Linked DNA regions of Mus musculus: regions 2 and 3 are each linked to region 1. The links are chromatin loops, found by intact Hi-C in ENCODE. Cell type or tissue: heart. All regions are shown on one strand. Each heading gives the region's core, and the rest is flanking DNA. Links, peaks and the distances in the headings are about the cores only.

Region 1 (10,937 bases), core at 3,697-6,196:
TCTTAGTCTCCTGAATGCCAGGCTGACAAGAGTGTGCCACCATACTGGCTTTGAAATTATTCTAAATAGTTCCACATCCTTGTGATTAAGTGTCACAATGATCTAGGTGGACCCCTGCCACTATTTTCTCCTGTAAGCATGCAGCTTCCCCTGGCCTCTGCTGCATTAACAATTTTCCTTATGTGGCTGTGGATTGCCCTGTATATAGCATCATGTTAATCATGATGGATGGAGCACTGTCCTCATCTTTAGACTATTCTGAGCAGTGATGTTCTGTACTTAATATTGAGTTTAATATGTCTGTGCTATTTATCCATCTTCTGAGACAGATCTTTTAATTGGTCTCAACAATTAAATTGACCTTGCCCCCCAAATTGAGGAATATACTTAAATAATTAGTACAACATTACTCTTTCAATAAGCACGTGTCATTCTTGAGGGCATATGATAGAAGAAATGCACCACTCTTTTAAGGTTCTGCCTCCAAGCAGCAGATATTGAGTTGCCTCAATCACTCACATTGCAAGTCTCTATAGTTATTCTGGCACACACACACACACACAAAAATGCACAGTGTAACCTCACCATATGCTACTTACTAATGAGGAGAATTAAAACTACTGCCCAGAGGACTCACCATGGCAACCACTAGAAGTACTTCACTGGAAAGCTAGAAACTAGAAAGCAATCAAAAATTCTGCGTTTGTTTCTTTTGAAGTACAATCTTGGCATACAATTCATGGTCCCCTCTCTGCCTAGAATGACTTTCCGGATACGGTGTCATTTTTATTGTAGAGGGGAGAAAGTCATCAGTGCCTTCTTAGAAAGCCGTATGGAATGTATTTAAAACCTATCAATTGAATATTTCAATCTGGAGGCTGCAGAGATGGTTTAGCAGTTAGGAGCACCAGTTATTCCTCCAGGTCTAGTTCCCAGCACCTACATAGCAGCTACCAGCTACCTGTAACTTTAGTTCCAAGGTATCCAACACCTTCTTCTTGCATCTGTGAGCACCAGGCACACACACATGGTGCATGAACATATATGCAGGCAAAATACCCATGTGCATAAAATAAAAATCAGTACATCTTTAACCACAACTGTTTGGAGTCTCCTACAAGTAGGTATGCATGGGTAGTTGCCTGCTTTCTACCAAACACACGGAGTTCTACATTTTCATGTTTCCCCAACCCTTTGTTTTCTCTCTCCTAAGAATCTCCATCAGGAAATAAGGCCAGGGCCAGATTATTCAATCTTCAGTATGAGAATAATTTATTTTTATTTTACGTGTATGAGTTTTGCCTGCACACATGTATGTGCACTACATACATGCCTAGTGCTTTAGTAGGTCAGAAGAGGCTGATGGATCCTTTGGAATTGTAGTTACAGGCTCAGGCAGTTGTGAGTTGACACGTGGGTGCTGGGAACTGGGTCTTCTGCAAGAGCAGTAAGTGCTCTTAGCCACTAGGCCATCTCTCTAGGCCCCTAGAACTTAAAGGAGTCGTGTATTTGGTTCTTTTCCCTTAGTTGTGACCAAATACTTGATAAAAAGTAACAAAAGGGAGAATTTGTGTGTGTGTATGTGTGTGTGTGTTTGTGTGTGTGTGGGAGGTCTTCTGGAAGTTAAAGGATGCTGTCCTTTGTGGCTTGCTTTTATCTGGGTAGATCGGAAGCAGGGGAAGGAGAACACTGGCATTTAGCTGGCTTTTCCTTTTTCCCCTCTTTATTTAGTCCAGAACCTCAGCCTACAGTGCTGTCTCCATCCAGGTCTTCTAGGTTATTTCTCCCTGGAGGTACCCTCAAGGACACACTCAAAGGAGTGCCTCACCAACTTGCCAGGGAGGCCTGCTTCACCTGGGAACAAGCTAAGGTGGAACAGAAACACAAAGGCTAAAGACTGATGGTCCCTGGCCTTAGAACCTCACTGTTTGTGCTTTAATAAGTGCTAGTTCCTTTCTCTGTAACTTTCTCTCAGTATTCTTTTTTTTCTCTCATTCAAGGACCTGTCACTGGCCAGGCTAAAGGCTAGGAACTCATTAACTCATTGTGAACCAGAGAGAAAAGAAAGGAAAAGAATTAAATTCTTTTACACAGGCAATATGCACGCGCACACACACACACACACACACACACACACACACACACACACTCACACACACATACACACACACACACATACACACACACATACACACACACACACACACACACACATTTCCTATTACAAATATACATATATACACATATGGTGGGCCCTATTTTGGCCCTGGTTTGGGCCTTGAGGACACGCCTGAGCCTGGCTTGAGTTTTGAGACTTGTCTCAGTCACTTCCATATTGGGATGACGAAGCATTCCTGTTTGGCCTTGCCTCTGCCCCACCGTTGCTGATGTAGAGCTTTGCTATTGGCCCTGTCAGCCACTCCATACCCCCTGTCACCCTTCCCTGCCTTCTCTGTCATTTTACCCCACCAAAAATCCCCCTCGCTATGTTCTGAACTTATATGCGTGAGAGGCTGATGCCATAAAATTGAGTTCCTGATTTGACAAGACTCCTGGCTCGGTGTGTTTCTTTTGGGCCGTTGACACTCACCATCCTGCTCAGCCCTGGAGAGACCTCAGCGGGACTGAGACCTTTCTCCTCTGGCCAGGACATATACACATATACATATGTACATATAGGTATGTATACATAGTTAGTGGGTGGAGCAAAAGCCCACACAAGCAGGTTTCATTGAGCAAGCACCAACACAGAAAGAACCCACTCATTCTGGATGAAAAAGATGCTCCAACCTTGATTGCTCAGAGAAAGAAAAAGCTTGCACCTTTGTATTTGCTGAAAGTGAGAAAAAGCCTTGTCTCTCTACTGCTGAAAGAAAAAAAGCCCCTCCCTTATTGTAGTTCTTAGTTCTTATACATTCTCAATGACCACATGGTTATTCAAGCATCACGGTACAAAAGTTCATAGCAAGCTTGAGAGAGAAATTCAAACCATAAATCGAATAAAAAGTTACAGCAGAAGTGTTTCCCTGTGTTTCATTAAGACTTAGGGCTGGAGAGATGGCTCAGCAGGTAAGAGCACTGGCTGTACTTCCAAAGGTCCTGAGTTCAAGTCCCAGCAACCACATGGTGCCTCACAACCACCCATAATGAGATCTGACACTCTCGTCTGGTGCATCTGAAGACAGCTACAGTGTACTTATTTATAATAATAAATCTTTGGGCTGGAGCAAGAGAGAGAGCAAGGTTGACTGGAGCGAGCAGAGGTCCTAAAAGTTCAATTCCCAACAACCACATGAAGGTTCACAACCATCTGTACAGCTACAGTGTACTCATATACATAAAATAAGTAAATAAATCTTTTTTAAAAAATAGGGCAATGGTGACACACTCCTTTAATCCCAGCTCTTGGGAGGCAGAAGCAGACGAATTTCTGAGTTTGAGGCCAGCCTGGTCTACAGAGTGAGTTCCAGGATAGCCAAGGCTACACAGAGAAACCCTGTCTCAGGGGAAAAAAAATACTAGTACCTAACTAAACATTCATTATCTTCTAGACCCACACTTTCATTACAAACTAGCACAGTTTTGTGATGAGGCAATTTCATCTGTCTTGTGTCTTACTAGTTTTGAAGTTTTATATAGATAAATCCCGTCAATATTTTATTTTCTGTCTTTGCACGTACAATAAATTTTCCATTCCCAGTTTATGACCTTTAGCTATCAGATAATGGTTTCACAGAAAGCCTAGAAGGAATGTTTTCCCCGATTATAAATTTGTTCCAAACCTGCTTTCTTTTCCTAGTGCAATTAGCCTGTGACATATGAAGGTTTACAGAGCCCTAATTTCAGCTTTTATACTATTGAGAGCTCAAAACTACTTGTATAAATTTAAGAATTCCATAGAATCATTGTTAGGAACTATGAAAGTATCAATTTGTCTGCATAGCATTACTACAAAAGATGACATCTTCGTTGATCTGTAGAAAACCTGCCCAATAGGGTGGGCAAATGCCCAGAAATCATTAGCATATGTAATAATGACAGGAAAGGCATATCGGCAACAAGAATCAATCCTGAGATGAAATCTCTGCAAGCTCTACAATTCACTTTATCTGTTGCAGCTGAGCAAAACGGGCAAGCTCCAAAAAAGTCACCGCATGCCTTTAGCCTTTCCTAGATGGCTCCTGACACTAACTTTTTAAAAGACCACCAGTTTTATTTCTACCTCTGCTGACTTGTTTTGAGGACAGTTTCTGACCTACAAAGGCGCAACTTACAATTTTACCTCCCTCTCATACTCTCTTGCCATTCTGCCTTAGGTCATGGTATGACGCAAGAATGTGCTTATCCCACACAAATCCCTTGACTCTGTTTTCCTAAACAAGGAGGAAATTCCAACAAAGAAACAAAAGATGATGTTGGAAGTGAAATTAAACAGACATCAGCAGAGTGATAGAGAAAAGAACCCACCACAGCTACACTGACATTGCTACCATGGGTGGAAAGCCATGGTAGCACAGCCAGGAGCACTTTGTCTAATTCAGGAAAGTGGCTGTGATGAAGATATCCCAGAGGGAGGGATGCTGACAAAGAGGTACACCTTAAAGCAGGTCTTGGAGACACTTTGCAACACAGGAAGTGCTAAGTATAAATTTTATGTGCTGACACAAATTTAGAGAGAAGTGAGGCATAAAGGACAAGACCCAAGGTGCTGTCCAAAGTATGCTTTTATAATTTAATTTACAAAGAAAACTTCGTTTGTCCATGTTTCTAAAGTTGTAAACGATAACGAACCAAGGTCTAGCTCCACTCTTCTTTCTTTTGCATTTACAACGGTAAGAGTCTGAATGTTGTTGCAAAAATTGCTAAAGGTCACAGGACACTTAAAGCTCACTGCTGTCCTTCATATGACTGTACATGATTTCAGCTCACACAGTTATTTTCACCTTTCCCACTGTGGGCAGGACTGAGGCTGCCTGTCAACAATTAAGACGGTTGCTTTCCTGTTTTTTTCCCTATCCCTGCCTGCCCTCTGCTGGAAGTGCCGCACATCAGCAAAAGTATCCAGAGACTGAGGAGGCGTAGATGAGATGGTTACTTTGTAGCATTCCCACTCCACGCCTTTCTCTGTTGTCTTCCACTCTGCGCGTCTTTTCCCGTGGCAAACCATCACATTTACATCCTGCAGGTGACTCTGATGCCATAAACAGTCACATCTAACTGAACTCTCTCAATCGAACGTTGCCTCATCTACGCTTCTTCCTGAAAGAATTGTGGGGACTTATTTAGCTGTCGACTGGTGCCAACTTCCACTGCACAACTAATTCTTTAAAGTTGTAAATGTTCTATCAGAGATCATTATTCTTAACCTATCCCAAATTTCAATGAAGTCCCCTGCCTTTGTTTTATTTCTGAAGTTGTCCACCTTTGCTGGGCAGTTCTTAAAGAAACTCTCCATTTTAATAGCTATAGAAAGATTTCTCTGTTTCTAGACTACTTGAATTCCTAGATGATGTGTGGTCTCTTTATCCCACCCTATACTGAACTCTTCTGCTTACATTGCCAAGTAATGTAACTATTCAATAGATCTATGGAAAATGCTTAATAAGTGATTGTTAAGTATGTGATGCCCAGGTGCTGCACAGTGGCTTTTTAGTTAATGACAGACTGGGGCAGGAGTCTCTGGAGTATGCTTCTGACACCAGTGAGAGGCAACAGAGGAGATGTCACCTGTGGACCGAAACTAGGATATTGCCTGAAAGGCTTTTATCCCGGGTCTAGTTTGGATTCTCAATTTATACTCTAAAGCCACAAGGTGGGGCAGGCAAACAAGCAAGACTTTACGGAAGCGTCCATGGCAGTCAGCAGGTTGTTAAGGGCAACGGCCCATTGTCTCAGCTGGTTCTCCAGGTCATTCTGTTCCTGGTAGCAAGTGAAGTCATGCTTGGCAGACAGGCAGTAACACAGTGCTTTAAATAAATCACTAACTAAATCAATAAATCCATGTCTAATAATTGTTCTTCTCCATCTTATTCTACTTTAAGGCCATACCTACAACGGTGATGCCCTGAGATAACATTGCCTAAGAAAGCTGTGTTCATCTTACTTCGTACAAGCATCTCCATGAGGTTTGAACAACACAATGTCAGCCTTTCTGCCTCAGCCTCCAGAGCTTGTATTGTAGGTGTGAGCTACCACCTGGCTTCTGGTCCTATTTTTAAAGACATCTTAGAGACTAAAACGTCGTTAAATTTTCATAGTGCGTTCCCAGCTTCATCTCTGCCGTGTAGTGTGAGGTGCATGTAAATGATTTTGTCCTGCCTGCTGGACAAGAAGCTATGGGGTTACCCGGGCCCTCTTCCTGGGCAGTGTTGGCAGCTAGCAATGAAGCAGTTGTGTTCCTTCTATAGTGGAGTGTACTCTGGGGGCGTCTGCTTCCCTAAATCTTCACTCCATTGTTCACCTACAGCAATGGTTCTCAACCTTCTCAAAGCTGTGACTTCTTAATACGGTTCCTCATGTTGTGGTGATCCCACCCCACAACCATAAAATTATTTTCATTGCTACTTCATAGCTGTAATTTTGTAACTGTTATGAATAATAAGTAGACATTTGATATGCAGAATATCTTATATGTGACCCCTCTGAAAGGGTCATCTCAACCTCCCAAGTTGAGAAACACTGGTCTACAGTCATGTGCAGCCACGTATGGTGTTTTACCAAAGAGAAGACAGCACAATTGATACAAGCCTCCTTCAAGCTTGGGTCACAAAGCCTCTGAGTTTCTTGTGTGTATTTCCCTACCAGGGCTGGAGGCCAGGAAAATGTTTGTATTTTGAGTAGGAGCTCTAGAGTCTGAACTCTAGAACCCGTGTAATAAAGGTGGAGAGTTTGTAATTGCAGTTCTGGGAGACAGAGGCAAGTGGATTCCTGGGGCTTGCTCTCATCCAGCCCAGCTGGACCAGCATCCCAAAACACAAGGTAGGCAGCACTTGAAGAATGACACCCAAGGTTAACGTCTGGCTTCTACATGTGGGAGCACACACACACACGCACACGCACACACACACAGAGTCATATACACACAGACACGGGATAGCCTTTATCAGACTAGATCTTTTCTTTTCCTTAGTATTTATTTTTAATTAATTAATTAATTAATTTTGAGGCAGAGTTTCTCTGTATAGCCCTGACTGTCCTGGAACTCACTCTGTAGACCAGATTAGCTTTGAACTCAGAGATCTGCCTGCCTCTGCCTCCTGAGTGCTGGGATCAAAAGTGTGTGCCACCATTGCCTGGCTGGATCTTTCCCAGACAATGGAGAATAGAATGCACCTACTCTCATCTCCCAAACCTGGAACGAATCCAGATTATCTAATGAGCAAGAAAATGAATGCTTTAGTTACTATGCACATTGAGATCAGACTGTTACAGCAAACAGCAAACCCTGATATAGTCTCCTTTTCTTCCTTTGCCCCAACACCTATTGAATAACCTCTGATACAGGATTTTACTTGGCTTGCCAATTATTGGTAGGAGGACATTCATGAGACACACGCTTTTAGACCCTCGCCATCCCTGGCCTGAAGATGAGAAGCCAGTGTAGATGACATTAAAGTGTTTTGAAGTGGCACAAAGTGTTCATCAGATGTACCGACTCCAGATCATCGTCAGTGAGGCCTGTAGTGCTGTGCTGGGAAACTCTGGGGTGGTGTCCAGGCTCATAGGGAAAAAGGATGGTTAATGAGGGATAACTGCTGTAGGCAGGTGAAGTCAGAACCATGGCAGGGGCTCAAAAACTACATCATCCCTGGGGCTGCAGCCAAGCCTCTGGCTGCAGGAGGAAGGCGTTCCTAGAAATACAACTCACATTTCCCATTAAGGCAGCTTCCTTGCCACAGCTCTAATTTGTAGAAGTTGCTCTCTCTCTCTCTCTCTCTCTCTCTCTCTCTCTCTCTCTCTCTCTACCTGTGTGTGTGTGTATATATATCTTATTGGAAGATTTAATAGGCCAAGTAACAAATGAAGTTTAGACAACCTCTGTCCGCCTATGTTTGGCTTGACAAGTTCATGAATCAGGTCTTTTTTCACAACTCAAAAATTCTAGTAAAACAGTTTATTTTATTTTATTTTTCGTTTTGATGGATGGTCTCACTATACGGCCCAAGCTGGTCTAAAAGCTCAATCGTGCTTCTGCTTGCAGAGCGGTGTAATTTCAGGTGGGAAGCTGCCATTCTCGGCTTCATGAGAACAGCTTTGAAAGCTCCCAGGCTTCAGGGTCTGAACAGTGGATATACAGAGATGATTTACTCTCTGGTCCCACCAGCTTTTAAAGCTATGACTGATTAACTCCCTGGCTAGTTTATTGACTGACCTGGAAAATAAACAGTAGAACAAGAATAGGAAATGGTCTCTCCATATAAACAAGCATCCGTTTCCTCTCTTCTGCAGTTGCTCTCAAGAAGCAAATCCTTCCTTCCTCCCTCCCTCCCTCTCTCCTTCCCTGTCTTCCTTCCTTCCTTCCTTCCTTCCTTCCTTCCTTCCTTCCTTCCTTCCTTCCTTCCTTCCTCCCTCTCTCCCTCCCTGTCTTCCTTCCTTCCTTCCTTCCTTCCTTCCTTCCTTCCTTCCTTCCTTCCTTCCTTCCTCCCTCTCTCCCTCCCTGTCTTCCTTCCTTCCTTCCTTCCTTCCTTCCTTCCTTCCTTCCTTCCTTCCTTCCTTCCTTCCTTCCTTCCTCCCTCTCTCCCTCCCTGTCTTTCTTCCTTCCTTCCTTCCTTCTTCCTTCCTTCCTTCCTTCCTTCCTTCCTTCCTTCCTTCCTCCCTCTCTCCCTCCCTGTCTTCCTTCCTTCCTTCCTTCCTTCCTTCCTTCCTTCCTTCTCTCTCTCCCTCTCCCTCTCCCTCTCCCTCTCCCTCTCCCCCCTCTGTCTCTCTCTTTCTTTTTCTAGACAGGGAGACAGGGTTTCTCTGTGTAGCCCTGGTTGTCTTGAAACTTCCACCCTGTGGATCATAAACTCAGAGATTCCCCCTGCCTCTGCCTCTACCTCCCAAGGGCTGGGATTAAAGGTGTGCACCACGGACAGCAGGCTGATCACATGGTTTTTAAGCTCCCGGTTACTACCTTACGGACGACCAAAGGCTGATGTTCAGATGCATGTGACTGAGTCTATCTCACATCAAATCCATTAAAACCTCAGCCTGGTTTCTTTAACAAGTCTGTTAGAGATGCCCTGTTTCAAAGGCTGTACGGGAGAATTAATACCATATCAGTGCAAAATGAAGTCTATGAATTAGTGGAGAGATTCAAGTAATTTCTAGTCATGAAGAAACAGATATATTCAAAATTGAAGAATAGCCTGCAAAATAGCTAATCTCGACAGAATCTCAAAAGGAGTCAATATCATGAAAGACTACCCCAAAAATGGTTGAAGGATTACTTTATATGCCATATGACACAGGCCAAACTAAATAGAACACACAAATGGTAGACAAATGGCTATTTCTTAGCATAATGTAGAGACTTAAACTTTATATTTGGGAAGAGGGTTCTAACATGTTTACGGCTTGGGTGACATGACTGTGGGTGACAGGAAGAGGCTTGTTCCTAGACACAGATGAGTGTGATGTCAGACTCACCTCCTGTGATGTGTGGTACCCAGAAAGGAGAAGCATCTTGGGAGGAGTAGGTACAGGCATCAGCCTTTGTGGTTGGCTATCTGTAGCTTTGAATTTTTCAAATGAAATTTGATAGAAATAAAAACACTTGCAATAATTTATATTTTATTTTTACTGCATCAAATTCAGTGCTTAAGATGGGGTGTGAATCAGTAATTTTAGATCTTTAGATATGGAATATATTGTTAAATGTGGAAAGTAACATCAGGTGTAGGGTAATATGCTTGTATTTCCTCATTTGAGTGGGAGGGGCAGGAGACCAGCTCGGTTACATTAGACTCTCTACAAGAAAACAAATATGGAAAGTAGAAGGCAGGGGCTCACTCGTTAGTCTATCATTACTTGTAATCTCTGTGTGTTTCTGGATCCTTGATGCCTGTACAAAGAATTGGAAAAGATGCACACACCAACACGGAAGCAGGAAGTTTTATTAAGAGCAAAGTGAAAGTAACAAATTATTTCAAAGAGAGAAAAAGTACTGAAGGGCTCACATTATTGTTTGGTGTGTAGGAGAAGGAGGTGGCTACCAGAGCATATAGCAAGGTCATTCTCTATTTTGATTGGCAGGTTTGAGTTATATATGATGCACATGATTTCAACCATATGCACTCTCAATTATGCATAGTCACTATGTCTTAGTTAGGGTTTTATTGCCATGAAGAGACACCATGACCAAGAATTTTTATAAAGGGAAGCATTTAATTGGGGCTGGTTTACAGGTTCAGAGAGGTTCAGTCCAGTATCATCAAGACAGGAACATAGCAGCATCCAGACAGGAATGGTACAGGAGTAGCTGAGAGCTCTACATCTTTATCCAAAGGAAACCAGGAGCAGACTGGCTTCCACATGGCTAAGAGGAGGGTCTCAAAGCCCACCTCTACAGTGACACACTTCCTCCAACAAGGCCATACTTCCTAATAGTGCCACTCCTTGGGCCAAGCATATACAAACCACCACACACTGGAGAGCAAATAACATGTTCTTCCTCACCGTTCACCCAGTGGACAGACACAGTTTGTCTTATTATACATCCGTCAAAAGCTGTCTAGGCTGGATATGCCCCCTCATTCCCATACTTGATATAGCTGTAAAATATTCACATAGAAACTATCTGTGAAAGCAGAGTCGCTGATAGTTGTTAGGGATGGAAAACCTTCATTGTTCAGAGTGCTGTGCATACACAGCTTTATGCCGAAGGGGATCCTAGGTTGCTAGGTTCATTGCTGGGAGAGGAGTGTGTACATAGCCCCAGGAAAGTGGAGTTCCAAGTT
Region 2 (10,937 bases), core at 5,484-7,983, 100 kb before region 1:
TGTAAGTTACCTATCTCAGGGTGTTTTATCATAGAACAGGAAAAGAAATATAAGAAGGTGAATACTACTGATGCTATAAATTTGGCTTCATTTTGGAGGTTTATAGAGCAGTGGCAGATTTACATAATGTTTGTCTGTTTTGGCTATCACTTTTAGGAGTCTCACAACTCAAGAAAGAAACGGGAACTTCCTGAAAAACAGATAGATGACAGCAGGAAATTTTCTTTATTTCCTGAAAGAAAATACCAGACTCTCGTGAGTATTTTTCCAGATTGTGAATGTGCTGTGTGTGAACAAGGAATGGCTTCCCAGAACAATGGGTTCTGACCACCGGTCTCCTCTTTAGAACTGCAGCGTCAACGTGAGGTGTGTGAACATCAGGTGCCCACTGCGAGGGCTGGACAGCAAGGCCTCTCTCGTTCTTCGTTCCAGGTTGTGGAACAGCACATTTCTAGAGGTGCGGCTCTGCCTCCTGGGAGAATTTACTACTGCCGGGGACATTTGTCACTTTCCTAACACACCTCTTGTCACCCATAGGAATATTCCAAACTGAACTACTTGGACATTCTCCTGAGGGCTTCCATAGATGTCACCGCTGCTGCTCAGAATATCAAGCTCCCTCACGCGGGCACTCAGGTGAGATCTGGGACCTTAAACTCAGAGATGGCCACTTCTCTACACCGTGGCTACAACCTGTGGTCATCTTCTTTGGTCCTCCTACTCCTCAGGTCCTGTTCCTCCTTAAAGGACAGTTTGAGGTTCTGCCATTTGAAGGTGTATTTTAGTAAAAGTGTTGAAAATAAAAAATGGACCCGAGCCAAGCCTAGTAATGCAGGTGTGTTAATAGCTGAGGCAGGAGGATCACTGATTTAGTCTGTCTGGATTTCAGAGTGAATTCAGGGCTGGCCTGGGCAATTTAGTGGGTCCCTGTTCCAAAATAAAAGTTTAAAAGAGTCAATAGATAGTTCGTGCTTCCTACCACCACCCAAGGCCCTCGGTCCAATCCCAGGTGCTACACACACCCCCAAAAATAGAAGCCTAGAGCAGAGCTGTGGTCAGGATGAGAACCGGGCAGCCACACAATGGAAGAATAGCTTACAGCCAGTAGGTAGTGAAGGCAGCCCATCCCTGAGACTGCAGCCATCCTAAGAATGTCTGTGCTATGTGTGGCCAATGGAGGATCCTAAAAAAGATATTTCTCTGTACATCTGGAATTGAGAAGCCAATCACAGTGGCTCACTTCTACAATCCTAGCACTTAGAAGGCCAAAGCAGGAGGGTTGTTGCAAGTTTGAGGGAGCCTAAGCTATTTAGTGAATCCCAGGTTAAAATAGACCACAGTGAGACCCTACCTCAAAACCCCTGTGAATGAAAGATTGAATGAATCGATCAATCATCAATCAGTCGATCGATCTATTAGTCTAGAATTGACTTTTGTAAAATAAGTCCCTGATGTTTCCTTTGGAACAAGCCTTGGCCATGGAGCAGCCTTTCCAATGACAGACAGAACTGTCCTGTTTCCTTGGACACCTTCAGAAGGAAGATTGTCTCTCCCTTACTGTCCTGTGACCTGTCAGTGGGGCTGAGAACGGGTCTCAGTTCTCAGTTCTAGAAGGTTACCACCCAAGGGCCTGATGTCAAGTCTGGTTGCCTATTCACAAAGGAAAATCCTTGTCTTGGGCATGTTATTTTATCCAGCCTCCTTGTAGAGATGGAGTCTCTGTATGATCCTACTTTCTTTCTAGCCTTTTGTCTAGAACCCATCTCTTTTGAAAATGGAGACATATTTTTTATTGCTGGTCTTCTACTACCTCCTATTTTCTGTGATTTTTGGGCTACAATAGCTCAGGACCCATGCTGGCACTTCCTTGTATATCCGAAGGTGCAGTGTTTAAGCCTGAATATTAGACCTTACTTTGAGCCTCAGGATGCCCTCTTCCTCGATCCCCTGACTTGTTTTGGGTTACACTTTTGTCCTCATCTCAGGGCTCGCTTCCTTTCTAGTCTGAAGATCATTTTCTCTGTTAATAACCACAAACTAGATTGTGTAATTCAGTCTTTTTAAAACCTAATCCTGCTTTAAAAAGAAAGAAAGAAAACTAGAAATCTGTTTATTAATTGCCCAATTTCAAGAGTTTAAGTATTTGCCACTCATAAGACACTTTTAAGTTTAGACAGTGTCATAAGAAGTGAAATCAGAAACCACACAATTGAGCCAGGTAAGATGATTGTATTTTGACATCAGTTTAATTAAATGCACATGCAAACAAGCACCTGTTAAAACACATGGGTGTCTTCCCTGTACTACGGTGCCAGAAGTGAAACTGAATAAAAGTGTTGAGGATTTCAATGTAATCCAAGAAAGAAGGGGCCGTGTATGTGTGTACACGTGTCTCCATTCTATTCCTAAGAATCATGTAGGGACTATCCAAGTTTCTTGGCTGCTGAAGACAGAAGAAATTGTAATAGAAATGAGTGCCCCATTCTTCCTGGCAGTGAGATTTTCATTCCAGGGGTTTCAAATTCAGAGAACTTGAGATACGTGTGCGTTTAGAAGATGGGCTTATATGCGCATAGAGGTGGATGGTAAATTTGATACTAAGTTTTATAAAAGTTGTGACAGCCCCTTTGCCAGATGACTTATACTGTTGTTCGGTCAGAGTGGGCTTTATAATGTAAATTGGGGCAGGTGTTTTGGCAGTTAACAAGCTGATGTGGCCTCTGTACTGGTTATTGGTGATAAAATTGGATACACCAGTAGAGTGTGTGAGCCCTTTCTGCTCTTGGCACATGGTAAATGATGTCACCTATGGAAAGCCACCCCCATGGAAACTCACAAAGTTTAATGAGTCCAAAGGGAAAAGTTACTTACTAGGAATTATAAAGCCTTATAGATGTTTCTTTTGTGTTGTTACAAATCCCTAAGACATTTTAGGACTGGAGCTAAACATTTTTGATGGGTGTTTGCCATTAATCAAATGCTTAGAATGTCTCATTGCTACAGCTGGAGTCTGAGTTACACCTGGAGAAACCTACCTTGTCCACACATACTGGCATGGTAAAAAGTCATTTTAGGAAATTAAAATGAGGATCTTTAGTTTGATAGCCTAAGGAAAAAAAAGTTTAATGGCTCCTCTTTGTTACAAAGCTTGTCCCCTGTTTCACAGTGTCTTTGGAATCTGAGGTTTGTAGAATAATTGCACCCAAACTTACCCGTTCCTTTCCACGGCTGAAAATTGACTAAACGTCTGATCCTTCTCAAAAGGATGTTGGCTGAAGGCTGGAGGTGGAGCTTGGAGGTAGTGTTTACTACACATGTGCAAAGCTTGACTCCAGTACAGCAAGATTTAAACACAACAACAGAACAAAACCAAGTAATTGTGGTGAAACACAGTTAGCTGCTGATAGCTGTTCAGACGCAAAAGGGAGTGGTGGGTACGTCATTGTATAGTTTTCTCTGCTTTTCTTTAAAACACACACACACACACACACACACACACACACACACTTACTTTAAGACTTACATTAGAAATACAACCCAGGCCTTTCCAGTTCTGGATAAGATTTTCAGGGAAAGCCCATTGAAGCAATATTCTGTGGTTATGAGAAATGGCTGACAAAGGAAGCGACTTGTCTGTCCTCCCGCTTTTTCATTCAGAACATGTATAGGAGCAGAACTGAGCCGAACTGAAGCCATCGGTACCTGATGTGAGCTGGCACCGGGTTTATAGTGGTGTCTCTTTTGTGCCCTGCAGGTTCGAGTGACGGTGTTTCCCTCAAAGACTGTAGCTCAGTATTCAGGAGTAGCTTGGTGGATCATCCTCCTGGCTGTTCTTGCCGGGATTCTGATGCTGGCTCTATTAGTGTTTTTACTGTGGAAGGTAAGTTGTGTCTGTCTCTTGAGTTTGGGATGTAAACTTCATGTCTTTATAGATGAGGATTCACACTGACACATTTGTAGTTCCTTCTTTCATTATTTCTTTTTCCCAACATTATATATATATATGTATATATGTGTGTGTGTGTGTGTGTATATATATGTATGTATGTATGTATGTATGTATGTATTTAATGTATGTAAGTACGCTGCTATCTTCAGACACACCCGAAGAGGGCATCAGATCCCTTCACAGATGGTTGTGCACCATCATGTGGTTGCTGGGAATTGAACTCAGGACCTCTGGAAAAGCAGTCAATGCTCTTAAACACTGAGACATCTCTCTAGCCCCTTTTCCCAACATTTTATCATAAAATTATGGTAAATCTGCGAGACTTTTTATAAGGAATACCCATATATCTTAACAATTTATATTTAAAGATTACTCATATGTAAAAAGTTTCTAAAAATAAGTTTAATATCTCATATATAATTCAGCTTGTTTGGTAAATGACAATTTGAATTTTGCTACTTTATTTAGCATTCTCTGTGCCTGCAATCAAACCCTAAATCTAAGCCAACTTGACAGATAACAGTTGGATCTGAACATAAATTCCTGCTAATTTCCCCTTCTGTAAAGAAGCCTTCACGTCAGCCGCTGGGGATCATCAGCCTTACATCTAACTTAGGAGTAGGGAAACATGGCAGAAAGAGTACTCCATCTCACGGTTTCTCAGCCTGTAACAAGCATGGCAAACACTCGGGCTCAGTGTGATGGTCCTCATTAGACTCTAATCTTCTGACCGCACAAGGTGTGAGCGTCTCGCCCTGCTTCCTACCCATAAAGACTCATGCCATCAAAAGACTATGTAGGAGATAGTTATGAGTGTTTGTCAACAGATTACAACCTCTATAGATCTCATGTGAGTCTCAGGGAGTAATGGAGGTCCACCGTCCTTATGGGTGATTCCAGATTACAGAAATCTCTGGAAACTGGCACCTTGATGACTGACTTGGTAGAACCTGATATGATGTGAGGAGATAATATTTACAGTCTCACTCTTTGGTTTCATGAGTTGCATCGCAGAAACACTAGCCTTCTTATTACAATGCCATTGTGTGTGGAGTGCTTCCCAATGTGTTTATTCTAGAAGGCTTGTTGGTGGGAAGTAAGAATGCGCTAGGGTCAAACCACACTTTTCCTTCCATTGTGTCCGAGTATGACAGACGAAGGATACTCTGACTTGCCAGGTTTGAGTGAGTCTCCCCCCGACCCCCACCATTCTTCCAAACAACTTCCTTTTGCCAGGCTGAGATAATCTTGAGACTTGGTATCTGTCCATACCAGTAGCCTTCCTGATACACAGATTTTTTTTTTTAATGTTTTACTCCACTATATCTCAAGCAGTAGGTGTATCTGGCAAATACAGCCAATGAGTATTAGAGCTCTTGGTATAATTATTTGATGTTAAAAATTAATTTGGAGTTTTGATACCTGAAGATGTTCTTATATTCTCTGGAAGAGGCCACAAGGCCAGTCTTTTCCCAGAGCAGATTTTATTGGCGCTTGAATCCTTATGTAGTCATGACAGTAGATGCAGAGTTACAATTCCTGAGAGGTATATAATTTTGGGCAAATAATTTTCATCCCCCTGGATCTCAGCTGTTTAATAATTGGGTCAGACTAAATGATTTCATTGGGTTCTTTGCGTTCTAATTTCCAGAAATTAGATTCTAAAATGATCAGATACCTTCCTCAACCTCCATATGGAAATAGTCTTATTACTTCCTATTCTTCTTTATAAAAAAAAATTCATATTTAAACCAAGGAATTTAAGGATCAGAAAGGATTCTGGGGTTCTGGGATGTAGCTTATCAGTAAAGCAGCTTTATACTGTGTGCTAGGCTCTGACTTCATTCCCCAGCATTGTGGAGGGAAGGATAGGAAAGGATGATAGGTGGGCTATAATAATGTTCAGCAGTCTGTAAACTGAGCTTGTCCATCTACAGCAGTGTCAGTGGCTCCTGGAGAGCTCACTTTACCTAGAGGAACCCTGGTTTTATCTGTTTCATAAATACTGCCTCTTGTACAGGAGTCCTTATAGAAGTAAAAGACAAAAGTCCTCAGGGATCTTAGGACTATTCATTTTGCTGGGCACTGGTCCCTTTAATCCCTGCACTCGGGAAACAGGCAATTGGATATTTGAGTTCAAGGCTAGCTGGTCTACAGAGTGAGTTCCAGGGCAGCCAGGGCTATTCAGAGAAACCCTGTCAAAAACAAAACAAAAGACTGTTCGTTTTGGTTAACTTTTCTTCCTGCCCTATTTACTAGTTCCTGTGACTGCAACTTGGCTGTATTTACTGTGTATTACCCTGACAGCCACAGCCACAAGTACACATGAGATAGGCTAATCCAGTGCATCCCAGTGCAATGATCTATAATATGGAAATGTCCTGGAGTGGCATCATCCCCTGATTCCCTGGAGTCACCTTTGGCTGGTACAGTAGAAAAGTTGCATTTTCAATTTAAATTTGTCTAAACTTGAATAACCATGTACAGTTGGTAGCTCCCACCTTGCAAGAGGCAGATGTAGTGTGTGTCCCCCCCCCCCCCACCCCTTTATGAGTTGCTAGACTAGGAGGCACAATTTCTTCAGGAGATTTATTTGACTGTATTAGTTTGGGTTTAACTGCTGTGAAAAGACACCATGACCAAGGCAACTCTCATAAAAACAACATTTCATTGGGGCTGGCTTACAGGTTCAGAGGTTCAGTCCAGTATCATCAAGGCGAGAGCATGGCAGCATCCAGGCAGGCCTGGTGCAGGAGGAGCTGAGAATTGTACATCTCGTTCTGAAGGTGTAAAGGGCTGCAATCTACGTGCCGCCACTAGATGGTGCTAAACCTCATTGTGCGCAGCTGCGAGAGCACAGCCAGCCAAAGTCACCAGTCCATCTCCGAGGCTTTTGCCCAACCCCTGGGGGCTTTAACCTATCCCCAGGGTGCATGAGGATCATGGGTGTTGCTACCAGTCCTAGTTTAGACACGTCACCAAAAGTATTTAAGCCACACACTTTCTGAGCTTTCTTTGTCTACCTCAATATGATATAGAAGTAAAAGTTAACCGTGGAAGAATCTGGTGTGTCCTGTGTTTATTTCCCGCGGGACGGGGATAAGCTCGGGATATGAAGGCCTCTAAGAGAAGACTGACTTCCAAGCAGCTAGGACTAGGATATTAAAACCCACACCCACAGTGACACACCTACTCTGACAAGGCCATGCCTCCTAATAGTGCCACTCCCTGGGCCAAGTATATTCAAACCACCACACCAAGTTTTATTTCAAATGGTAGCTCCCACAGCCTGTGAACCAGATAGAAGTAAATAGGGAACGGTTTTTGTTGTTGACTCAAGAAAATAAGAACAGAAAGTAGAATTGCACTTTTGTGCTCCTTTAGAGTGACCTAAACTGAGGAGCCTGGGTTCCTCCCGTTTAAGGGTTGCACAGGTGGTTCAGAATCCAGGGAAACCAACAGCAATTACTCCTCCATTGGAATTTATTCTGTGATTCACACTACCAATTGGTCCAGAGGTACCCAGCTGAGAGTATTGGTCCATAAAATTTACTGCAGAAGCAGATAAACACACTATACTCATGTTTTATTTTGACTTGTACTGAGTTTTACAGACTTTATTTCCCATCATTTGTCTCAGTAGACCTCAGAAGGGACTGTTTTTGACTTTTCTAAAGAGTCCATTCTGCAAGGGAAAAAAAAAAAATCACTTGAAGTTCCCGTCCAATGTGCGTGTTTTCCTTTTAGGATGACCCTAAGATTTCTGCTACAAATAGAAAAGTCAACTAGTCAGTGCGTGTCATCTTTATGTAGAGACACTGAGTGACAGACTCTGTTAAATGCTGGCACAGGGTGACGGCACAGTGACTGCTCGCTTAAGTTAAAGTCTGAGGTGTTCTGTTTTTTAGCTCTCAAACACGAAACTGTAAAATTGACTAAATACCTTGCTTCCTTGTAGTGTGGCTTCTTCAAGAGAAATAAGAAAGATCATTACGATGCCACCTATCACAAGGCTGAGATCCATACTCAGCCGTCTGATAAAGAGAGGCTTACTTCCGATGCATAGTATTGATCTACTTCCATAATTGGTAATTGATCAATGTTTTTCATCGCTAGCTTTGGGACCTGCTGTGGTTGTGGTGGCTAACTTAAGAGCGACAGCTTGCTGTGTCTGTCCCATTAACAGTTGTTTCCAAGTGGCTTGCCTTGCTTGGATTTATTTATTTTTGTTATTTCACTTGATAGCTCAGTTGTTGTTGTTGTTGTTGTTGATGATGATGTTGTTTGTTGTTGCACAAAGAATCTTCTGTTGCAGGTGAGTTATTTTGTGTTCTTGTTAAACAACACCACAGCAATGAAGGCAGCCACACTGGTTTGTCTGATTAGGTTTTAAGAGCTCCGTAGCTGCCCTTTGCCATGTGTTTTTGTATCGTGTCCCACTCGGAATTTCAAAAGTGCATGAGAAATCGGCCCAGATTTCTTGTTCGTTTTGGAATTCCCTGGGGGCAGGAGCTTTTGTCGACTGCCTGCTTAACCTGTTGCATGTGGGAGAGTTTGTGTATCTCCTGGGAGGAGGCTCTCTTGTCCTTGTCTCCATGGTTGTCCTTGTTCTAGAGCGATGGCCAGGCTTGGGGCGCTTCTTACTGCCGCTTGGACGTGGTCCTGTGCTAGCTAAGCATGCGCCCTCCTTTTCCCTCCTTTCTCTCCTGGGCCAAAGCCATTACAACAAAGAATCCTTGTCAGCACGTGGGCTTCTTGAATACTTCAGGACATGGTCCTTTCCCCAAGTAACCACCAGCGTGCAAAAAATTCTAGCACCCAAGTACTGGGGTGGTTTCTACTTCAAGATGTTGTAATGGAGTTTGACCAGGTTTCGTGTTCTTAGCCCCTTTCTTCCACCTTGGCTCTCAGCTGATTTTAAGTTCGTATTTCTCTCCTATGATTTATAAACCCATGGAAACAGGAACTATTGTCAATTCCCTTTTCTTTCCCATGGGCAAGAGGGATTTCAGTTACTGCTACAGTTCCTTTCCAAGGTATTGACCCAGTGATCCCAACATGGCCATTTTGATTGTACATTTCAACTGCATTTTCTTCTGTTTTTAAATGGGGCAGACAGAAATCATATTTTATAATAAGTATATTGGCTTTTTCTGCACAGAATTACAAATGAGACCATAGAGAAATGGCCTATACCAAACTCCAGGCTCATTTGGGATTGGGATTTTTGCCTTGCCTTGTGGCAATTTTATAACACAACATTCTTCAATATAATTATTCTATTCCTGTTGCCGTCACAAAATAAGGACATTAAATGATCATTCTACATAGATCCCTCTTCTGAACTGCATTTTTAAATTTGAAAAGACTCCTTTGAAAAGAAAAAAAAACATGTAAATTCTTATTTATAACTTCTAAAAATCTGGTTCAAAAATCTTAGGCATATTTTTTAAGTGAACTTTTGTTTAGATCAAAATTTTTTAAGTAAATAAAGTTTAATAATTTGGCTTCTTTACTTACCCCTCCCCTCCACAAGCCCCCTCCCCCTTTCTTTCTTTCCTTCCTGTTTTTAAAGGAAGAGGAGAAATTGGGGAATGCTCCAAAATTCAGTGTAGTGATGCTGCCCGTGAGTCCTGTGAGGCTCCTGACTGACTGGTGTTCTTATGCAACAAATTACTTTGTAACTCATTAACAAAACAGCGTAATTGGAAGCACCCCACCGAGTCTCCCCAATGACTATTGATAGAGGATTGATTGGAGGATGAGAGGCCCAGGGGGGAGAGAATCATGTTAGAGGAACATGGCGCACCAAACAGCGTTTGTAAAATTACCTGTGATCTGATTCACAGCTTATTAATGGGTGAGAAATAGTGATTTTTTTTCTTTATACCCTTAGAGAAATCCTCTTAAGCTGGCCATGGTATGCACACGCCTATTATCCAGCACTAGGGAGCTTCAGACCAGATGATGTTGAGTTTGAGGCAAACCTTGGCTACAAAGCAAGCTCCAGTTCCCTACACACAAATACAAGATGTTTTATAATGAAATAGCTGAGGCTATAAAAAGTAAAGAAGGTGGACACTGACTTTTCTGTGGGGCCCACATCCGTTCTCCCTGCTTACCCCACTGCCTACTTTTTCTTAAAAGGAATCAGTGCCTTTTCCGAGCACTCCAGAGGGAGACCTAGCTGCACTGAGTGCTTACAAGTTCTGGTGTATGCACCAGGTCTTCAGATTAACTAACTTCCATCTTGTTTTTCTGTCCCCCACCCCTTCCAGTGTGGATTCTTTAAGCGCTCTAGGTACGATGACAGCATTCCCCGATACCATGCGGTGCGGATCCGGAAAGAAGAGCGAGAGATCAAAGATGAGAAACACATGGATAACCTCGAAAAAAAACAGTGGATCACCAAGTGGAATGAAAACGAAAGTTACTCATAGAGAGGAGGGCACAGGAAAGAACACCTCACACTACCCAAAGCCCCCCCTTATTTTTTCCAGCTCAGAAATTCAGGTGGCTTCAAAGCCTGCTCAGCTCCCCCATATATGATTTCAGACTGACGACACCCAGTATGGACCTACAGTTTCAACTGTGGATATTGTTACACCTAAGGCTCCTGTTTTGCACAGCCAAATTTAAGACTGGTAGAGTGGATTTTTCTTTAACTGCCTTAATTTAACTTTCCGGATTGCCTTTGTTTTTGACGTGGCTGACTTCCACACGCTGGGGCAGGGCCTGCCCATCTGCACTGCTGGGATGCTCTCCCCCAGGTCACCTGTGCTAACAGAGTGGCTATCCCAGCCTGCTCCCACAAGCATTCTTCTCATAAGATTGACCTTGGCTCAAGACTGCCAATGGATAGCTGTGCCTCTGGTGAAAGTTCTGTCTTAAATGTGCAATAGAAGGTGATGTTACCCTTTGGCCTTCTTTCTCCATCTCCTAGAAGTGAGGACCCTTGCTGACGCCAAATGCACACAGGTTCCCGTCT
Region 3 (10,937 bases), core at 4,893-7,392, 57 kb before region 1:
CTGGTTTTCTCTTTTGTCACTTTGAAGGTAGTAATTATAATTATTTATTTATTTAAAATTACAGTTTATTTCTCATTTTCCTCTTTTCCCTATACTGTTTCCTTTGGATTTCTGTTTTCTTTTTTAAATTGACTGTTTATTCAAATGAGTGAAGCACAAATAAATATATAGTAATTAGACACATTTGCTGTAGGGGTTGTATGAAGTATGCAAACTAAAGTCATTTCCAGGTTGTATATTTTATTTTATGCTCATTGGTATTTTGTTTGCATGTATATTTATCTACCATGTGTGTGCCTGATACCCACAGAGTTCAGAAAAGGGTGCTGGATCCCTTGGAACTGGAATGGCGGATAGTTGTGACCCACCATGTGGGTGCTGGGAACCAAACCTAGTCTCCTGCAAGAGCAGCAAGTACTCTGAACTGTGACGCCATCTCTCCAGCTTCATTTAACAGCAACAGAGCAGGCAGGAAAGGTTCCTTTCCTTTGGGCCTGGATTCCCATGCGTTGGCTCAGGGACTCAGTGTTGGGAGATCAGGAAGACTGGGGTCAGACAGGGGCTGTGGATGGTGGCGGCAGCGCTTGGCTGGATGCTTTGAGCGGTGATTTGTGCACTGAAGGTGAGCTGGCACTCTGCTTCCCTGCGTTCCTCGTGACAGCACTTAACTCTTCCAGGACCTTTCCTTGGCACAGGCTCAGGTTCACGTTTGCCTCAGTCTCTTGTTTCATTTTCACACTCTCTCAGTGTAGTTGCATAAGAGTATTAATACACACCTCCTATCACCCCTCTTTTGGTAATCTCTTAAAACAGTCTTAGAAAGTGCCCTGAGTATTTTATATAATCCACTACATCCATTATCATGTTGACTGCAAAGCAAAGGCTATTCATCAGATCTAGCCATGACACCTGACCTAGATTGCCTGCCAACCTCTAGTGACATGCCACCTCTTACAGCCCCATGTTTTCTTCAGACTGCCAGGAATCACCTCTTGTTCTACACATGCCACATAGTTGTATGGCTAGAAAGCTAGTCTGTTGCCAGAAGGTTAAGTAAAGAAAATTAGGAAATGTGGTGTGTGTGTGTGTGTGTGTGTGTGTGTGTGTGTGTGTGTGTAGATATGCTCATTTGGAGGTCTGAGGACAACTTTGGATGTCAGTCTTTACCTTATACCTTGTTTGAGGCAAAGTCTCTTTGTTTTTGCTACTGGGTGAGCCAAGCTAGCTGGCCTGCAGTCCTGCCTCTGCCTCCATCTTGCCTCAGAAGCTCTGGGATTGTCAGTAGTAGTTCTCTACTTTTAGATTCATTTTATGTGCGTGAATGTTGTGCCTGCACGTATATCTGTATACTACATGCATGCCTGGTGTCCGTGGATGTAAGAAGAGGGTATCAGATCCTCTGAAATTTGAGTGTGAATGGTTGTGAAGCTACCATGTGGGTGCTGAGAACTGAACTTGGGTCCTCTGCAAGAGCAACAGGTGCTCTTAACCTCTGAGCCATCTCTTTAGCACCCCTCCCTCCTTTATCCCAAAGTCTATTGTGATATACCCTATTGTGATATACCACTCACTTAGGGTTCCTGCACTTTTTTTTTTTTTTTTTTTTTTTTTAAGAGACAGGGTTTCTCTGTGTAGCCCTGGCTGTCCTGGAACTCACTGTATAGACCAGGCTACAAGGCTGGCCTCAAACTCAGAAACCCACCTGTCTCTGCCTCCCAAGTGCTGGGATTTAAAGGATTAAAGGCGTGCACCACCACTGCACCCACACTTCTTACTGGGGAATCGCAGCCAAACATTGAATTAGTCCCTGGAACTACTCACCCCAGAGCTGTTTAGTTATTTCACTAAAATAAATCATTTCACAGGCCTTTGAATTCACAGCTAAGAGCAGTTTTAAGCATAATTCTAAACACAGGTTCTTTATAAAGTCCTTACATACTTGGATACTGTAATTACTTAGTTCTAGCTGTATGAGAGGCAGAGCTTCAAATGATATCTCAAGGCAACCTTTTTAACTTCGAAAATCACAATAGGGTCTTAGTGTAGCTTCTAGAGTGTGGGAAGGACTTGGTCTAGTTCCTCATATACCAGAGGAAACGAAAATAGCTGTATAATTCTTAGTATGTTTCTAGTGTGTATACATTATCATCTTAATATGTGAAAACTCAACTATAAGCCATTTACGTTATAACTTTTTTGTACATGTTATTGTATGTGTATGCTAAAATCATATTTATTAATGACATCGACTTAGGTCTTGTGACAGAAGAAGTATCTATAGTAAATTAGAATAGAGGTTAGAAAAGTTGTCTATGCTAATTATAAAGGAAAACAGTAAATATAATGGGTAAGTTCATTACTAATTCAACCTACCGTGTGGTTACTTGTGACTTGAAAAATGACAGAATAGGAAAAATGTGTGTCCTTTAACTCACTAGAAGGTTGTCTGGAATTCTTCTGTGTTGCAAAGTTTCGTTTATTTGTTGTGTCTGCGTGTGTCCAGCACAGGTGTGGAGGTCAGAGGTGGAGCAGGGTGATGCTCATGCCTCCATGTGCACCCTGGGATTGATCAGGTCTTAGACTCGGTGGCAAGTACCTTTACCATTGGGCCATCTCATGGCCCTTAGTTTTGTTTTATTGAGACATTATAGCACAAGCTAGTCTCTAATTATCGCAGTTCTCCTGCCTCGGCCTCCTGTATGCTGAGATTGTAGGTGTGTAGCACCACACCGAATTCCTTAAAAAGAGAGATCTATTGTAGTTATCTGTATGTGTCTATGGGTTACACATGGGTGCAGTGCCCGTGGAGGCCAGAAGTAGGTGTTGGATCCCTTAGAACTGAAGTTACTGATAGTCTTGAGCCACCAAGTAGGAGCTAGGAACCAAACGCAGACCTCTGGAAGAGCAGCCAGTGTTTTTAACTGCAAAGCCATCTCAGCCCATTTCACACTTCTGTTTTATAATATATTTACAAAGTTAGAATTGTGAGTGTTTCTAACTTGTTCTTTATTGTCTATTTTTTTGTAGACCTCTCTTTTGCTAATACCCAAGAATGCTCTACATCACATTTTAAATGGCTACATAGTATTCTGTTTTAGAATGCACTTTATGTGGTCCCTGTGTGGGCTACTCTCTGGTTTTTCTTAAAACCATGATGGATATTCTCATGTGTACTTTGCCTGCTTTAGTTTTTTTAGGATAGACGTAGGAGGTGGTACTGTTGTGTAGAGTGTCCTTGCTTTTTTTATTTATTTTATCCTGATTATCATATTGTCCACCAGGAAGGATTAACTCTGTGTTAGCCACACCATTCAGGGCAGTGTTAAAGTTTGCAGCTTGGATTCCCAAAAGCAGCCTTCACCCCAAAGTAGTTAAGTCAGGATTCTGCAAGGTGTGGGCCCGGTTACAGTTTGGTCCTTTTTCCTTTAGATGAGTGACCGGGGAGGCGGTGTTCCACTGAGGAAGATCGACAGACTCTTCAACTACATGTACTCAACCGCACCCCGGCCTCGTGTTGAAACGTCCCGTGCTGTGCCCCTGGTATGTGCCAGAGAAAGGCTGTGGTGTCCGCCAACCACCATCAGAATGTGACTTCCCCAAAACCAGTTAAGCCGATTTCACAGGAGCTCACAAGGAAGGAAAATGCTTCCAAACTTTTTTTTTTTTTTCATTATAGAATAGAGTTTATTCAGGGCATGGGGAGGGGAGTTGAGAGGGTAGTAGAGGCAGAGAAAGGCAGAGAGAAGGAGAGAGCAGAGAAGCAGAGGCTGGCCATGGCCACTTGGAGAGAGGGGGAAAGGGACTGGGGAGAGTGGGAACAAGAGGGCAAGAGGCAAGATCGTAAGAGAGCACTTCAAAACTTTAGAGACAAATACTTCTGCCTGAATTAAAGAGCCCTGGGGCTTATTTTTAATTGAAACAGGCACAAGACAGATCATAGTTTGAGGTTTTTCTGGTACTCTTGGTGTCGCCATCACAGTGGTCTTTCCTGTGGCAAGCCATATATACCAATCTATTTCAATATGAAGACTGCATATGGATCGTACTAGTCATTGGTCATCGCTGACTTGACATGAGTTTTCCCTCAAGCATTTGTATTTCGAAAGACCTCGTTGATAGACACAACTGAAAGTCTGCTTTCTCTTTATTGTTCTTCAGTTCACCTGCTGTTGCCTCCAGTGCCCTGGGATTAAAGGCAATGCCACAATGCCTATTTTTTTTTAATATATTTTTTTAAATTGTATGTTTGTATTTATTTAGTCTGTAAGTGTCTGAGTGTGTTTGGTTGCAGCTCAGCCCTAGGGCATGGAGAAAGTTGGAGATTGGGTAGTTGATTTGAAGAGCCACCTAGAAACACGGGAATATAAAATAATTAGTACAAGTGTGATGACTCTGTGGGAAAACACCGACAGCATCGTTTGATCTCCAGATTCCATGGTGGCAGGACAGAGCCAACTCCTGGAAGTGGTCCTCCCCTCCACGCATAGAACATGATAAGCACATACCTGCACTCATACACACACGAATAACAATATAAAAAATAATCAGTGGGGGGAAAAGCCAGAGCCCATGCATGATCTTAGTGAGTGACTCTTCTGTTGGCATGAACACTAATGCCATGCTGTGAGCAATACCACAAAAGCATGGCTTACTGATGGGAGCCACTTTTTACCTTTCCTCAAGTGTCTGCAGAATTTACTCAGGTAAAGAAGGACCAGACACTGGAAACAGGATGAAGACACGGAAGTCCTATGTTGAAGGAAGTCAGGGAAGGAGATTGGCTCCACCAGACAGGAGAGCAGGCGGCAGAGACCTGATCTTGTCTTGGAAGCTCTTTCTAGAAGCTTGGCTTTTTAATCTCTCGGGTGGTGGTGGTGGTGGGGGTGTCGTACTGGAATGCTTTGAAGATTCTGGAGCAGGGAAGTGATCTGTCAGGGAGAATAAGAAAGTGAATTATCACAGATTATTTCCAGGTTCAGAACAAAGGCTGGAAATCCATGGCGTGAAGTCCTGAGATTCCTATCTATTGTTCGTAAAGCTGCAACAAGACATTTTCTAGTCTTGCTCCTAAATGAAACTGTGTGCTTTATAGGAAATTGCTGAAAGCTATATTGGGAGAACCCTGGAGCAGGACAGCAAAGAAAAGCAATATGCCTTCTTCAGACTACCACAGATCATTTTATAGACCGAATAAAAGGCTTTAGGTCCACAATTGTTGAGCTGATGGGCTGAGCTAAACTCCAGCTTAACCCTTCCGCATGACTGCATTTTACGGGCTCCGTCCGCTGCACAGGTTGTTGGCTTTGCAGTTCTCCGTGGCATTATCTTAGCTAGAAAAGTGTTCCAGCGTGTGGGACTCTGAACAGAACTGTTTTCTTGTCGAACAGGCTGGGTTTGGTTACGGATTGCCCATATCACGCCTCTATGCACAGTACTTCCAGGGAGACCTAAAGCTGTATTCCTTAGAGGGCTACGGGACAGATGCGGTTATCTACATTAAGGTAATAACCAAGGATCCTTGATTTAATTGTACTGAAAAGTTTTCTAATTTGCATATGTATGTGTGTGAGTTTATGTGTACCGTATGTATCCAAGAGCCCTCAGAGGCCAGAAGTGGGTATGAGATCCCTGGAACTGGAGTTACAGACAGTTGTGAGATACTGTGTAGGTAGGTGCTGGGAACCAGGCCTTGGGTTCTCTATAGGAGCAGTCAATACTTTGGGCCACTAAGCCATCTCTTCAGCCTGTTAACCCAACTTCTTTTAATGATAAGAAAAGATAAGAATGAAAAACTGGAATGGGATTTTAGTAAACCCCATGCTATTAATAAATATAGAGATATGGGAATGCAACGACTTTGATGGTTGAGGGCAGTGGGAAAGAAGTAGAGAATCCTGAATGTACAAGAAAGACCCTGGGTTCACTCCAGCACTGTAAAAAAGAAGTAAGTCTAGTTTTCATGTGAAACATGACCAGTCACCGAGCTGTTTTGTTTTGTGTTTTGTTTTTGTTTATTTATTTATTTTTGTTTTTCGAGACAGGGTTTCTCTGTGTAGCCCTGGCTGTCCTGGAACTCACCCTGTAGACCAGGCTGGCCTTGAACTCAGAAATCCGCCTGCCTCTGCCTCCCGAGTGCTGGGATTAAAGGCGTGCACCACCACGCTGGGCTCAAGCTGCTCTTTTAAAATAAAATGTTAGTTTGTCATGGGCACACATGTACATGAGGTCAGAACAACTTGCCAGAATTAGTTCTCCCCTTTCCTCGTGTGGGTTTGGAGATTAGATTCAGATCATTAGGCTTGATGGCAAGCACCTTTACCCACTGAGCCACGCATACTCAAACAAATCAGTGTAATGATTAAAGAATTGGTTACGCCTTTGCTGCCTCCAGTTTCTTGCTCTGGCCACTAGATGGCGCCTATTTTATAGGCTATGCTTGAAAATGCTGTGAAAAAAGTTGGCCTGAAAAGAATAAATTCTTTATAGCCATGTTATTTCCCCTCACATGTCATTGTGAGGAACTTAAGTATGACTATATGAGCATGATAATTTTAACAGTAAATGTAGCATCTTGGTCTGTATTTAGACTGCTCAGAGCGTGGAGGTAGTAAGTTTTTCTATTTGGGAAAAACCAGAACTCAAGCGATATGATGGAGTCATCACGCCCTGTCCCATTACAGACCTTATTCAGCATCACCAGGAGTGAATTTCTAGTTCCATCCTGTCAACATCATCTTGGGGAATACCAGGGGCCTATTGTCAAAGTTCTGACAATTCCTACTGTGAAGACAGTAACAGAAAGCATAGTTTATCGCTGGGTCCCATTATTTACAGGAAGCTGTAGAGCAGGGAATGGATGGTTGTGTGGGGAACAGAAATCCATGGTTAGGGACCGAAACTGCCCTTAATGCAGGAGGAGAAAACAGCATTGCTTAGCGATATAGTGCTTGCTTTACAAGAAAGACCCCGTGTTCAGTCTTCAGCCTGGGTGCTGGGCAGTGAAAACAAACTTGTGTTTGGGCCCCAAACACAAGGACCAAGCACTGTTCATCGAAAAGCCTCTGGAGATGCTTAGACCGAGCTCTGTGTTTACTGATGCCAATACTGGTGTGTTCAGTTTTTAATTTTTATAGAAGATTATTTTATGTGTACAAGTGTTATGCTTACATGTGAGTCTCTGTACTACATGTCTGCCTGGTGTGTGTGGAAGTCAGAATAGGGCATAAGGTTTTCTGGCTCGGAGTCATAGGTAGTGGTGAGCCAGCATGTGTGTGCCAGGAACCGAACCCAGTTCCTGTGCAACAACAAGTGCTCTTAACCACCGAGCCATCTCCGTTCCTGCATAGTAACGCTTTTAATAATACATTACTATATAGTGAAAAAGATTGGCTTTCTTCTCAATAAATCTGTGTATGAATATTAAGGTAGTAGTAGCAGACTCCTGGCTGGGCTTGCACTTTTCAAGAGATGTCTGTTCTGCTTGGGTAGACTTTTCCAGGCTGGCTAGCGGATACCTGAAGCATCAAACCCAACTAGTGTGTTACCAGTGCTCCAGTTGTAGTAAATAGCATTTCCTAATGTATCCACCCTGAAGATGGTGTGTGGTTAGTAACTAGTTGATGAGATGCCAGCAGAACCCTGTTTACTTTGTGGTCGCTGTTTGCCACTGTATATTATCTCAGATAACGAACTCTCAGAAGTGTCTGACTTCTTTTCAACCCCAGGCTCTGTCGACAGAATCCGTCGAGAGACTCCCTGTGTACAATAAAGCCGCCTGGAAGCATTACAAAGCCAACCACGAGGCTGACGACTGGTGTGTGCCCAGCCGAGAGCCGAAAGACATGACCACATTCCGAAGCTCTTAAACGCACATGGGACGCCTGGCACATCCACATGTGGTTTCTGCTAAATTTGGAAGACATGTATTTGGAACCACACTGTTCCAAATATTTCACGTGTGATCTTCACAATTAGTGTTTGCTGAAGCTCCTAAAGGATCGGTTATGCCAACTGTATTCTGATGTGTTGGGTTAATTGGGCGTGGTTTTGAACACACATAATTTTGGTCAACTACCCTTGGTATGGTATGGGGTGTGAAGTTCCTGGTTTCTGTAGGAAGCTGAGTATTTCTTTCAAGTTTTCACTTACTTCTGCTAGAAGCATCTGAAGAACGTGGAGTAGCTGGCTAGCGGCCTCTCTGCTTTTGGAGTTCTATCATCTGTGAGTGGTGACACCTAGTCAGATGGTCTTCTTATCTCCCACGAAGAACAACACAGTGATCCGTTAGAACCCACACAGGTTGTCAGAGTGCTGAAATGAATTGATCATGGCATCATTTTTTTGCAGTGGATTGTAATGACTGGTTCCCCATGGAGCTAAGTCCAGAGCGTGGTTATCGAGTTTACTGTCAGCACAAGGGATTTTCTTTAAAAACAAAGTCTCACTGTGTAGCCCCAGCTGGCCTTGAGCTTACAAAGCCCTCGGTGTCCTGAGCGCTGGAATGAGAAGGGTGTGCCACCACATCTGGCTTACAAGAGAAACGTTAGTCCCAAAACAAGCCAAATGGCAGCAGAGAGTAAACTGTTTGGGAAGCACCAAGTGGCCCAGGCCGAGCTGACCGACTGCTGAGGTGATCTGAGGATGAGCGTGAGATTCTCTGGGTCCCACCCAGGGATCCAGAGGCTGAAGGCCAGGGACCAGGTGAGGCTCATGGCTGGCCTGGCTGGAACTATATTTGGGAGTGAATCGTGACTACTGCTGTTGTCAGAGTGACAGACTAGATTGGGAAGCTTGTCGGGTTGCTACACATTAGGGGACATAATCTGAATCTCAAGCCTGGTGCAAGCTAAAGCATTAGCGGGAAGACCAGGGTGACAGCGAGAGGTCAGGTGACCAAAGGCTCAGCCACCTTGGTTTCCAGTGGTGACTAAGAACATGTATTTTTCTAAAATATCCAGATTTTTTTTTTAAATCAAAGAAAAGTCAGCTTATATTAACTACAGAATTCATTTGCAGCTATGTGTTGATTTAAAGTCTGCAACAAACGCTTTGAAGTATTGATGTTATTTGTGTTAGAATACAAACCTATGGAGCAGGTAATGACACCTGGGTTCTCTCTCAGTGACCCAGAGTCACACAGAATTGGTGCCCCAGCCTGAGCTGTCTCTGCTGATCACTGTCCACTGTCTGGGATATTTATAACCTCCTCTGTTAGGTGATGGGGAAGTACTTGGAAAACATGCTTTGCCACTTGCCTAGAGGGATTTGGGGGTTTGGTTTGGAAAATGTAGTGAGTTAAAACATGTCACTCTTGACATGTTTTATCCAGTCTTCACTCTGTGTCCTACACATACATACATCTGTAATACAAAAGCCAAATCATGTGACATGGCACAAAATAGAACTTTGGTGCCAGTGATAGGAACATGCAGCCTGAGCATGCGCCAGGGTGGTCAGCCCAGATCCTTAGCTGAGAGGTGAGGGGCCTGAAACTCAGGTCCTATTGGCCCAGGGTTTTTAGCTAATACTACCAAATGTTGGAAAATATACACCGTATACCTGCTGTTTCTAATTGAGGACTTTGTAAGAAATAATAGATCATGCTCCTGAGTGGCATTTATTCAGTGTATTGCACTTACTAGCTTTCAATTACACTTTACTGCAATGATGAAATATTTTGGAATCTTTTGTACAACTGTCAATAAACGTACTATTTTTACTTGTGAAATACTTTGCCCTCTCCAAGGAATTAAAAAAAATTATCCCCCTCTCTGCTTAAGAGCTAAGAAATGTTTTCAGACAAGAAGAATTTAAAATTAGTTTACTTTAGATTCTTTTTAAGGTGTAGCACCTTTTTGCTCTGTTGTAATGGTAATGGATGGAGACAATGTGACAAAGCTCTAGGGGACGCTTTCCAGAGTTACTTTTAAAGACACCTGGAAGGTTTTTAGATTCTTAAGGTGAGCCATTTTGTCTGCCAGCGATAGTTTTATGTGGTTTAGGTATGAAAATAGAGTTGATGGTTGGGGAATGGACAGCAAGTGATTTTTATAACCTGGGCAGTTAGTGAGTGTGCCAGTGTAGTGTAGGAAAGGATTGTAAGAATATTTCACCAGGCAGTGGTGGCGCACGCCTTTAATCCCAACACATGGGAGGCAGAGGCAGGCGGATTTCTGAGGCTAGCCTGGTCTACAGAATGAGTTCCAGGGCAGCCAGGGCTATACAGAGAAACCCTGTCTCGAAAAATAAAAGACTATTCCACACTGTAATTCCAAATGCTGGCTGGTTTTGATGCCTTTACATTTAATAATGGTCAGTGTCTTACACTGAGATTTCTACATGAAGACATAGAAGCAGAATTCTACCGCAGCGTGGTGCATTTTCGGGGTGACTGAAAACTGAAAAGATGGATCAGCTTTAAAAAAAAATTTGAGCCACTTAAGGATCTTAGAAATATACTCGTGTCCTTTAGACAGCAGTCTGTTTCATCATCAAGACTCAATATCTGTACAGGTTCAACGAATTGTAACTAGTTGCCAGCACTGGCTCAGTGGGTAAAAGCATGGCCATCAAGCCTGGGTTAGGGATAGGGTTGGAGATCTTTCCTCAGCACGAATGGTGGAATTAGAGAAAGAACCAACCATCCTGTGAGTTATCTGTGGTTCTCCACACGTGCACTGTGCACATGCGCATCCCCTACATACACCACACTAATAACTGTAGCCAGGTGTCTTGCACTCTCAACCATCTCCTAGCAGTGCTTGAGGCAGGCTTGCACTGTAGATAGCCTAGTGGGCAAAGCAGGTAGAGTTCGTGTGCTTAGAGTTATCCTAGATTTCCCTTTTCTAATACACTGCCAATGATTGACATGTGCTGGAGAACTGGTGGATAATTTTGAAGAGCTGTATAAGTAAGTCATTTTCCACAGTAGAAATAAC

The links. Peaks named below come from ENCODE experiments on the same cell type or tissue, not always from the same donor. Only the 100,000 strongest peaks of a DNase experiment are listed, where the experiment ranks them.
Region 2: a loop joins it to region 1, with 13 times the contacts of the local background. A loop is called at or near these places in 13 of 42 quality-filtered maps.
Region 3: a loop joins it to region 1, with 6 times the contacts of the local background. A loop is called at or near these places in 22 of 42 quality-filtered maps.

What each region holds. Positions count from the first base shown.
Region 1 is chr2:71,950,808-71,961,744 of GRCm38, forward strand. Gm39845 (a long non-coding RNA gene) reads left to right here and starts at 6,852. Exons shown (of 3, transcript XR_866416.1): 1 at 6,852-6,978. In heart, for the core only: CTCF peaks have their summits at 5,038 (motif pointing left) and 5,803; no DNase peak of the experiment used is centred there.
Region 2 is chr2:71,845,627-71,856,563 of GRCm38, forward strand. Itga6 (integrin alpha 6) reads left to right here. Exons shown (of 26, transcript NM_008397.4): 21 at 157-255; 22 at 347-457; 23 at 538-636; 24 at 3,755-3,880; 25 at 7,908-8,037; 26 at 10,228-10,937. The coding sequence ends at 8,015. Among named protein-coding and RNA genes, the nearest start is that of Pdk1, 22 kb to the right of the region's middle. In heart, for the core only: CTCF peaks have their summits at 6,730 (motif pointing right) and 6,955; a DNase peak (open chromatin) is centred at 6,745.
Region 3 is chr2:71,892,260-71,903,196 of GRCm38, forward strand. Pdk1 (pyruvate dehydrogenase kinase, isoenzyme 1) reads left to right here. Exons shown (of 11, transcript NM_172665.5): 9 at 3,430-3,540; 10 at 5,388-5,501; 11 at 7,725-10,937. The coding sequence ends at 7,865. Among named protein-coding and RNA genes, the nearest start is that of Pdk1, 25 kb to the left of the region's middle. In heart, for the core only: a CTCF peak has its summit at 6,412 (motif pointing right); no DNase peak of the experiment used is centred there.